Regions from separate parts of the Homo sapiens genome. Here region 2 is linked to region 1. A link is a contact called in ENCODE Hi-C or POLR2A ChIA-PET data. All regions are on one chromosome and are shown on one strand. The core of a region is the stretch at or near the end of the contact, and the rest is flanking DNA. Distances in the headings are between cores, read along the strand shown. Region 1 overlaps TCF12 (transcription factor 12). Region 2 overlaps CGNL1 (cingulin like 1).

Evidence for each region. A loop is a pair of places that touch in the nucleus more often than their neighbours do. ChIA-PET counts read pairs that join two places held with the same protein, here RNA polymerase II (POLR2A). Pooled maps may share reads with other maps.
Region 2: a loop to region 1 is called in a map of chondrocyte, with 3 times the contacts of the local background. The contact joins two enhancer-like sites. A Hi-C loop is called at or near these places in 1 of 168 maps with a recorded cell type or tissue (chondrocyte), 1 of 37 single-sample maps with no recorded cell type and 2 of 50 pooled maps. POLR2A ChIA-PET finds 5 or more read pairs at or near these places in 2 of 52 experiments (MCF 10A and activated CD4-positive, alpha-beta T cell).

Annotation. Positions count from the first base shown.
Region 1 is chr15:57,143,299-57,148,267 of GRCh38, forward strand. All of the region lies in intron 5 of TCF12 (transcription factor 12), which reads left to right. Among named protein-coding and RNA genes, the nearest start is that of SNORD13D, 130 kb to the right of the region's middle. Within about 2 kb of position 3,274, at least 3 of the 41 ENCODE cell types and tissues checked have a DNase peak (open chromatin) inside an H3K27ac peak, as active enhancers do.
Region 2 is chr15:57,501,482-57,506,445 of GRCh38, forward strand. All of the region lies in intron 8 of CGNL1 (cingulin like 1), which reads left to right. Among named protein-coding and RNA genes, the nearest start is that of GCOM1, 88 kb to the right of the region's middle. Within about 2 kb of position 3,195, at least 6 of the 41 ENCODE cell types and tissues checked have a DNase peak (open chromatin) inside an H3K27ac peak, as active enhancers do.

The DNA.
Region 1 (4,969 bases), core at 2,024-4,523:
TGATGGTTCTGTCATGCTTATTTGTACAGTACACATCAGCACATACACACCGAAGTATTTTGTGGGTGGTAGAGCATCGTGTCTGCTGCTTATTCTCAAAAATAACTAAGGGGAGGAAGTTTCATTTACTAACAACTTTTATGTAAGCTTGGGACATTTTAAAAATTAAACCGAAACAGCAACAAAAAAGGATTGTTTTGAACCTGAATGTGGAAATCTCAATGTCAGAATATTTAAAAAATGGATTTTGTGTTCCATGTATAGAGAAGGAAAAAAATCTTTTAGGTTTTAAGCTGGGTTGTAGGTTTTCTGACTGGGGCCCTGTACATTTGTGTGGCAATAGGTTAACAAGAGAAAGGCAGACAGAGGTTTATTCACATGTGCATTGCCTATACACATGAGTGTACCCAGAGACGAGTTACTCAAAAGACTGTTTAAAATTTGGAGTTTGTATACCTAACTTGGTAGAAGAAAGAGAGGGAAAAGTCAGGGCACTTATGGTAAGCAAATGACTTTTTGTAAAAATAAATGGGTCTTTAGGATAATAGATTGGAGATAGGCTACTTTGTGACAGTGTCTCTCTGGGTGTGGTGCTTACTTCTGTCTCCAGTAAGAGAGATTAGAGTTGCTCCTGGGGAGGGTTTTTTTGACAATTGAGTTCTTTTAGGAGGCTCTGCTTTTAGGCAGATAAGGATTTCAGAAACTGAAATGCCTTCAGCACAAAATAATTCTTATGCCAAAGTGTAATATTTTAGGATAGCATATCCTGATCCACCTTCACATGCACTGGGAAACTTCTATTAGTTTTTGAACAGTGGAGTGTAATGAAGATGATGTTCTTGTATGGATAGATGGGAGCAAAGAGAAACTAGAGGCAGGGGTATCAGTTGGGAGCCAAATGCTTATGTGTTCATCCACAGGAATCTAAACTGAGATGGTGATTGTTATGGGCAGAAAGAAAGGGATAGATACGAGGCACATTCTAAGGATTATCTTTTGGAATTTGTTCACTCTTAAAATGAAAGTGACAGAAAGAGAAATAGATGATGCGTAGTACAAATAAGTTCACATTCTGGACCAGAACAGGGCGTATTCCTGAACTTACTTGAAAATAATTTGATGACATCTTACTGTTTAATGTAAATGCTTTTAATGTAAACAAGTAGCATTTAATTACATAAATTACTTAGAGTTCTTACACTTTATAGGCTTTCTTTTCTTATACTTGTGTTCCTAAACTTGTGACCGTTTTGTACTGATGATTGGGTAAGTCAAATCATCAAATGACGTAACTTCGTTTGTTTTTCCCTCTCTTTTTGAGACAGCTTCTCACTCTGTAATCCAGGCTGGAGTGTGGTGGCACGAGCTCAGCTCACTGCAACCTCCGCCTCCTGAGCCCAAGTGATCCTCCCACCTCAGTCTCCCAAGTAGCTGGGACTACAGTCACACATCATCATGCCCAGCTAACTTTTTTGAATTTTTTTGTAGAGATAGGGTTTTGCCATGTTGCCTAGGGTGGTCTTAAACTCCTGAGCACTAGAGATCCACCTGCCTCAACCTCCCAAAGTGCTGGGATTACAAGCATGAGCTGCCATACCTGGCAGACCTAACTTCTTTGTGCACATGTTATATGGGTTACTTCACATGCATGAATTCTTTTAAAGATTTTAGCTTATCTGTAAGGAATATACTATATACTATGAGCATTTAAAAATACTTTTCCTGTATCAAATACAATGTTTATTGTAGAAAATCAAAATATGGATGAGCCAAAAGAAAATAAGAACATCCCTTATTTAAGAACATTTAAACATCTTAATAAGAACATTTCCATATGCCCAGGGCTACTGTGCTGCTTTAGTCTTCTGCTCTAAAGTTATTCTGCAGGGTATTCTGTCCATAGCTAATATTGGGAGAAAGGCAATCTAATTAAGCTTATTTACATTAATGAGTATTGGTAATGTGTTACAGTACAGAGAACCTAGGATTTGGAATCAGAACCTGAATCTTAGCAGTGTGCTCAGCCTTCACTACATTTATGACCTTTGGTAATTTAGTTGACCTCAATGATTCTCATTTATAAATGATTTCTCATTTATAAAATGGGAATAATAAAACTTGATTATCAGGGGATTGGTGAGTGTGAAATAAGATAGAAAATGCACAGTAAATGTAGTTTGAAATATGTAAAAAAAAAATGTGTACTAGGGATCATTGATAATGAGTGATGGACTTCTAATTCTTACATTATTTGCTTTTTGAAGTTTCTTGGTCACCCATATTGACCACAGATTGATAGAATCTTAGCTGTTCATTTAAAAAATATATTTTAGAGAATGAAAAAGGGAAAAAGAGTTGGTGTAGGAGTCACTTTGGTAAGCACGCTGACATAGCCTCAGTTTATATACTCAGGGATGCCTTCCTAGAGCTGTTCCTGATTCTCTCTTTCTTTGAATCCACCTGATCTCTAAAAGCTAACTCTATGCCCAAAGGTCAGTCAGCCTCTCCTTATGCTACTCTGCTCCTGCTGCGTGATAGTTGAGGGTAGGAAGGCTTTTGAGTTTAGAGCAGCGTTTCTGAAGCTTTATTGCTTATAAGAATCATCCAAGGATCTTGCTATAAAATGCAAGTTCTAGTTCAGATCATCTGGTATGGTACCCGAGATTCTGAATTTTTACAAACTTCATGGCCTTGCCTCTGATCTGAATATTACACTTTGAGTGGAGTTAAAAAACATGAATGATGTTTTTTATGTGACTTTTTATTTCTAAAGCTATTTGTAACTTAGGGTATTACTCATATTGTTATTACATATACCCTTTAAGATTTCATGTTAATTTCTTCTATTTAATACAGTCTTGTTCTCTGTGTAAAGCCTCAAACTCATTAGTTGCCCCAGGGTAATAATGAGGGTAACCAGTACTAGCATAAAGTGGTTACACAGGAGAACCAATACCAAAGGAAAATGTAACTGATAGTAGCAAGGTTTTTCTTTCATTCTTAAAACTTTGTCAACATCTCTCACTAATAGTAAATTAAATGTGAAATTTAAAATGAAATTACTAGATATACAAATTTGTTACATTTTCACCATGTTACAGAGTATTCATGTAAAAATCACTTATATTTAATAGCCAGTGTATTCATATTGTTTTAAATTAGGATTTTGTCTTAGGAGAGTTATCAAGTTCTATTTATTTCTGTGATACAAAAAATATTCAAATTTATATTATAGAACTCTAAGGAAATGAATACCGGATTTAGTCAAGGCAGAAATACCAAGACACAAGGGGGCACTGTCTTACCATAATCTGACTGATTTTAATTTAGCTTTTTGTTTGCTGTGAATGTCTTTCGTTTCCAAAATTCTGTCTTCTTTGTAGTTAATCATGAAAGCTTAAATATTATACATTCCTCTAAAGCTGTAATACTTAAATCAACTGAGCTTTCAGATTTCACAAATCAAATGTGCTCTTAGCAACATTTGGGAACCTTTCATTGTATTTGGCGTGAAATTGGGAAGAGTGGATGATAATTAGAGATGGTGTAACACACTGTTAGTGTTTAGGTCTGCGGTGGGGAAAATCACTGTAAAAATAATTCAGTTGATTTGGAGAAATATAGTGCCTCTGTTAGGCAGAAATGAGTTGGGATAAAGATTGAACTGTTATAAGCTGCAGCTGCATTTGCCATAAAATACCAAGTTGGTGCTGATGAATGTTTTGTTTTTATTGTCATGGAAACTTGGAGCTGGAGAATGGATATTCTATTCATTTGGGAAAATAGCAGTGCCTTGCATAAAACATAAGGGCCTTCCAAAGCAGTTCCTTAAATAGATATTGGCTGAATATAATCCAAAAAGTTGAGGAAGTAAAAGTGAAATAAATGCAATCATTTCTGGATCACTTCTTCCATTCTCAGTACTAACAATGTAACTATATATTCAGTTATTAAGCTTATTACTTCTAGAAAGTTTAATTCCAGTAAGCATGGTATTTGTTTAACATCAGTGTAATAGTTATCTAACCCTTTAGAGCTATCTTTATATTTATTTCCTTAGTTGTAAGATATCTTTTGGGAACTCTAAACCTATATCCTATTAAACAACTACTTCTGATCCCCAAATAGTTTGTTTTTTAAATTAATCCTGCTTATCTGCTATAATCTTTCATTGAAATATTTTAAAGCATTTTATACTTTTTTTAAAGCTTTACCCAAAATAAACTCTTACCATAAAAGCACTAAGTGAGATCTTTGCATGTTCTAGGGAAAAAAAACAGAAAGTATAAAATAAAAAACCTATAAAGGTGCAGTTAAATCCTTGTGCATATTTTATAAAATTATGAATGGAAAGAGACAGTCACAGGAACAGAAAATGCAAAGGAGTTTTGGGTTCAGTTATCACATATGTGATAATAGCAAAATACAAATATGGAAAATGATAGTAAAATGTAGATAAAGTGACAATACAAATTAAAGCAGAGTTCCTAAACTTTATAATAGGAAAAGGGGAAATTGTGAGTTATAATGGTTTTACCAAAGGTTACTGGCCAAGTTTCATTATCTCTGCAAGGGAAACTAGACTTTTTTTTTTTTTTTTTAAACAAAGTCTTGCTCTTCTGCCCAGGCTGGAGTGCAGTGGTGTGGTCATAGCTCATTTCAGCCTCCAAATCCTGGACTCAACAATCCTCTCACCTCAGCCTTCGAATAGCTGGGAGTACAGGTGCACGTCACCATGCCCTGCTAATTTTTTTTTATTATTATTTGTAGAGACACGATCGCACTATGTTGCCCAGGCTGGTGTCAAACTCCTGGGCTCAAGCCATCCTCCCACCTTGGCCTTCCAAAGTGCTGGGATTACAGGTGTGAGCCACTTTACCAGGTCGATTTTTGTTAACAGTATAATAAAAAGAAAGAAAGAAAGAAAGGCTAGAGTGGGGTTATTTTAGATAGTTTAGTCAGAGAACCC
Region 2 (4,964 bases), core at 1,945-4,444, 360 kb after region 1:
ACTTACCTGCGGCAATGTGGGGAGTTAGGCTTATTGTCCAGTTCCCCAGGCATAGCCTGGCATGGGATGGGCTGAGAGGTGGAGACGGGGTGTTGGCCATAGAGGGAGAGAAGAAGTGGGGAGCAGGAGGAGGGTAAGGGAAAAGGGTGTTGTCTGATTTTCCCCCAGAAGTCAAGGTACAATTTGCCAGCAAAAGGGATGGGGTTGGGGCAAGAGGTGACCTCTAGGAGCCATCCGAGAGCTGCACAGGAGCCAGAGGGTTATTGGAGGCCCCTAGATGGGGAGGAAAGAGGAAAGGGACTGGCAGCTAAGGAAGAGATGGAAGCAGCAGTGGGACCCCAGCAGCAGTGCCCTGACTGCCACCGTGGATCCTGCAGCGGCACTCACAGGGGGGAAGTTCTGGGAAGGGTCCCATGGGTGTCTGTGTGTCTAGAGGTGGTGGGGACTTCCTTTGGTTGGTAGTCTTTAGTTCAAGCCCCAGGTTTTATCTCTAGCCTCTGTGTGGGGTCTGACTATTCTGTTCTCTGGGAGAATGTTCAGGAGCCTAGAGCAGTTGGTAATCAGGATGCTGATAGGCCCAACTTGCAGGGAGCGTTGTTTTGATTTTGGCCCCCATGCTTTGAGAGAAGACTTAGTACAACCTGCCAGTGAGTGAGGAAGGACCTTGGACAGTTTAGCCTAAGAGGAAAAGAAAGACAGGATGGTATGAGGGTGGGTTTTAAGTTTTTGGAAGGCTCTCGTTTGGAGGAAGGACACACTAAACCATCCTCAGTTGGTCTCAGTGATATTGTAGGAATGCAGACATCAGCTCAGTGTGAAGGAGGAGTTTCCATGCCTGAGAGCTGTGGGAAAATGGAAAGGCTTGTTTTGAGAGGCAGTGTGTTTCCAGCTCCCGGGGCAGAGGCTGAATGGCTGCTTATCTTCCACAGATATGGGGGAAGGTGGAAGGAAGTGTTAGAAATTCAAATTAGGGTTTCAACCTGAGAAAGTTGGTGTCTTAAATAATGCTGATGTTCTGTGACTTTATGAATGGGTAAGATGAATGAAATACAGGCCTGTTTTAATTTATCTGGAGAAATGGAAACTTTGGTAGGTCAGAGAGAGGAAATAACCTTTATCTGCCATGCAGATAATTGCAGAGATGGCTATGACCTTAGAGACCTCAGACCAGTGTGCTCATGAGCCTGTCTTCAGGCAGTGATTATTTAGATTTCACTTATGAACATGTTGAACTTTCTCTGGGACTTTAAACTCTTTAAAAATGGCACTGTACCTTGTTCAAGTTGTATATTCAGTGACTGTAGATAATCAATGGTGGATACTTCAATCCTTAATTGGATTCTCTTCTCTGACATTTTATAGTCATGGAAATGAGGCTCGGAGAAGTTGTGACTGCCTCAGGTCACAGACCGACCCAGGGGCTGCCCTGGGACCAAGACACCCACTCCTGCTCAGCCTCCAGTGTTCCTTCTATTTAGTCCACTTTCAGAGGTCCCAGTGCAGTTGGAATATGTCAGTACCAGGCATAGCATTTCATTAAGCTACCGCCTAAGGACGCACCATGTGGGATGCTTTTAGCGTGTGACTAGGGATTTTGTGGCACATGGCAGATTTTCCTAGATGTGAAGTCTATTACTCTGCAGAGCCTCGCTGTAACACCATTAATTGTCAAAGCCAGGGCCAGGCGGGGGCTGCCAGGCTCTCCAGATCCTCAATAGTTAGGTCAGTAGGAGCCTTGGCAGGGGCCTTCCTCCTACTCCTGATGAGGTGGCCCCAGGGATGGGCCAAGTCTCTGTGACTCATACCCAAGAGGGCTTCTCAAAATCACGAGTCACCTGGGTTGATGTGGGTATCTTAGGGGTCAGGCTGGGGTCCCCAAGGTCAGAGTACCCTGCCAGATGCAGTGCTTGTGGTCCAGTAAATGACAGCAGGTGACCTGGCTAGGGGTGGAGGGAGTGGGACTCTCATCAGATAGGTCCTGGAGGGCAACCTGAAGCTCAGAGTGGACCAGTTGAGGACTGGGCCCCCTTGTGTGTGGGGCAGGTGTTGCAGCTTCATCAGCCTGCGGTGTTCCAGGGCTCGCTCAGGGCAGGCTGGCTAAAGGCTTGGAGTGGAAGGGGTGTGTTATTAATCCATTTTCATGCTGCTGATTAAGACATACCTGAAGCTGGGAAGAAAAAGAGGTTTAGTTGGACTTAGAGTTCCACATGGCTGGGGAGGCCTCAGAATTATGGCAGGAGGCAAAAGGCACATTTTACATGGGGCGGCAGCAAGAGAAAATGAGGAAGATACAGAAGCGGAAACCTCTAATAAACCCATCAGATCTCGTGAGACTTGTTCACTATCATGAGACTAGGATGGGAAAGACTGGCCCCCATGATTCAATTACCTTCCCCTGGGTCCCTCCCACAACACGTGGGGATTCTGGGAGATACAATTCAAATTGAGATTTGGTGGGGACACAGCCAAATCATATCAGGGTGGTATGGGTATTCACGGTTATTGAGCAGCTGCCCCCTGTGCCCTGCGTGGCATTGTGCTGAGTACGCTGGGAGTGGCATGGCATTGCTCTTCCAGTTTACAGAGCAGGAAACAGAGCCTCCGGGTTCACTGCTGATCATTGATGAAAGCAGGGTGATGATGATGATAATGATGATGAGGGTTAGCAGAATCACTCCTGTCTACTCAGTGCACAGTGCACGCCTGGCCACATGCTATGTACTTTACACACATTACATTTCATCCTCACCACCACCCTGTATGTCAGGTACTATCATTGCCCTTTCAAAGTGGAGGAGATTACAGCTCAGTAAAAGGTAGTTGACGGGCTCAGAGTTGCATGGTTGATGGGCGGCTGAGCCAGGATTTAAACTCAAGTCTATCTGACTCTGGGAGCCCAGGCTCTTTCCTTGTTACAGCCCCACTTGTCCTTGGGAATGAAGCTTGTGATGAACTCCAGATTTTGTTTTTAATGGATGTGAGCCAGGTGGGCTGGATCTGCAAGTATAATAGTAGGTCTTTACGTGATGTGATAGGCTAGATGATGTTGCAGTAATAAACAGCCTCCAAAGCTCTGTAGCTTAACGAAGAAAAGCTTATTTCTTGCTCATGCTTCACATCCAGTCATGGCAGGGTTGGAGTTGGTTGCTTTGTTCCTGAGTCCCCGGGGGACCCAGGTGTTGGTGATCTCTGCAGTGGGGTAGGAGGAGGATATGGTAGATCATTAATGGGCTCTTGGAGCTTGTACCTGGACATGTCACCTGCCACTTCTTGCATTTCCTTGGCCAAAGCTAATCACATGGCCACTCCTGACTTCAAGGGGGCAGGGAAGCACATTGCATGTGCCTGGAGGAGAGAAGAACTGGAAATATTAGGTGAACAGCACTAATGACCCTCACAGTGATTCATGGGGCCTGTTTGGTCAGCACCCCAAGATGGTTCCTTTTTAAAACAGATGAGGGCTGGCCCTAGAGCAGTCCTGGGGAAGGTCTTGGATTAGACTTGGTTACTCCATCCCTCCCACTCTGTCTGTCCCAGCTCTTTTGAGGGAGGGGGTGGCATTTTATTCTCCATCAGAAAAGGAGGGACCGAGTGAGAGTCTTGCCAACAGCATGGCTGGGAAACAATTGCTCTAAGAGGACGGGGGCCAAAAAGTCACCACACCTCCTTCAAGGCCTCTGTATAGAAGGAAATCTGTGATTTATGCTCTGTAACTTCTGGGTGGTACACAGTAATTCCTTCCTGGACACTGTTTGCTGTGTATATAGCGACTCATCCTTTGACATTTCACACCATTATCTTTCATTTTTCTTGATCCGTGCAGTGAATGGATCCGTAACGCCACCCTGTTTTTAAGAAAGCTGAGCTGTGATTTAGAGAAGTTGTTACTTGCACAAAACCTCACAGTGGTCAGGTGACTATACCAGGATCAGGACGTTTCTATTCTGGCCCCATTCCCCTTGCCAGTCAGTTAGAGCTGGCTATTGACCCAGGTAGCCTGGCCTTGCAAGGAGGAACCAGGGCACTCTGGGCTTTGTAGGAGCCTGGTCTGCTCAGCTCTGTCTCAGGGAACAGCCTACTACTTTAAAGGAGGAAATAATAAAGGTCACTCTTGTCAGGTGTCTTAACCCTGTGGGTACCAGAGTCAGCCTAAACGCTTGTAGCAGTCTTGGCCCAGGCTCTTGCCTACCGAGACCATGTCCTTTTCTTTCTCCAGTCCCTGCTTAGCATCGCTCCTGTGGCCATGGAAGTGTGGGGCAAACGGAAAAGTTGACAGCTTTCTATACGGAAATTTGGTCTTGTTTGGGGCTGCAAGGAAGCACTAATGAGAAGCATCCATTGGATTGAAAGTTCTTGGCCTCAGCATTTGTATTTAAGTTCTGAAAATGGCATGATTTTTATAATTCAGGAGAGACCCTTTCAGCATTTATGGATATATGGTAGCAAAATGGGAAAGTTGAAGGATCCGTTTTCACAAATAACAAGACTTCCGGGCAGGGGTGCAGGGCAGAACTGTGGACTGGAGTAGGCCTGTGAGCTTCCAGATTGAGCCTTTGGCTGCTTGTTTATCTTCTTTCTTCAAAAATCCTGTTGAACCTGTTGGACATGTGTGTGCTGACAGCAAGCTGATTTGTAATCATTTGTAAAGCCATGTGGTCTGTCTGTGACAGCGACTCTAACTGGGAGTCTAACGCTTGCATTTACCCGGTTCCCACCCCCCAATATTTTCCTAGTGACGCAGAGCGCTGGAAGCAGGGCATTGTCTGGGTGGAGTCCCTTCCGCCAGCCAGCAGCTCCTTGAAGGCGAACGGCACTGCAGGGGCATGTTGGGTTCTATAAACAGAACTTTTACATGCTGGTCACAAGGTTAGCTTAGACTGTGGCTCTCATGGTGAGGGAAGTGGTGTCTTATAAATATGATGTGAGGCTCCTTTTATCTCCTGGAAACTGGGGAACATTTTGTA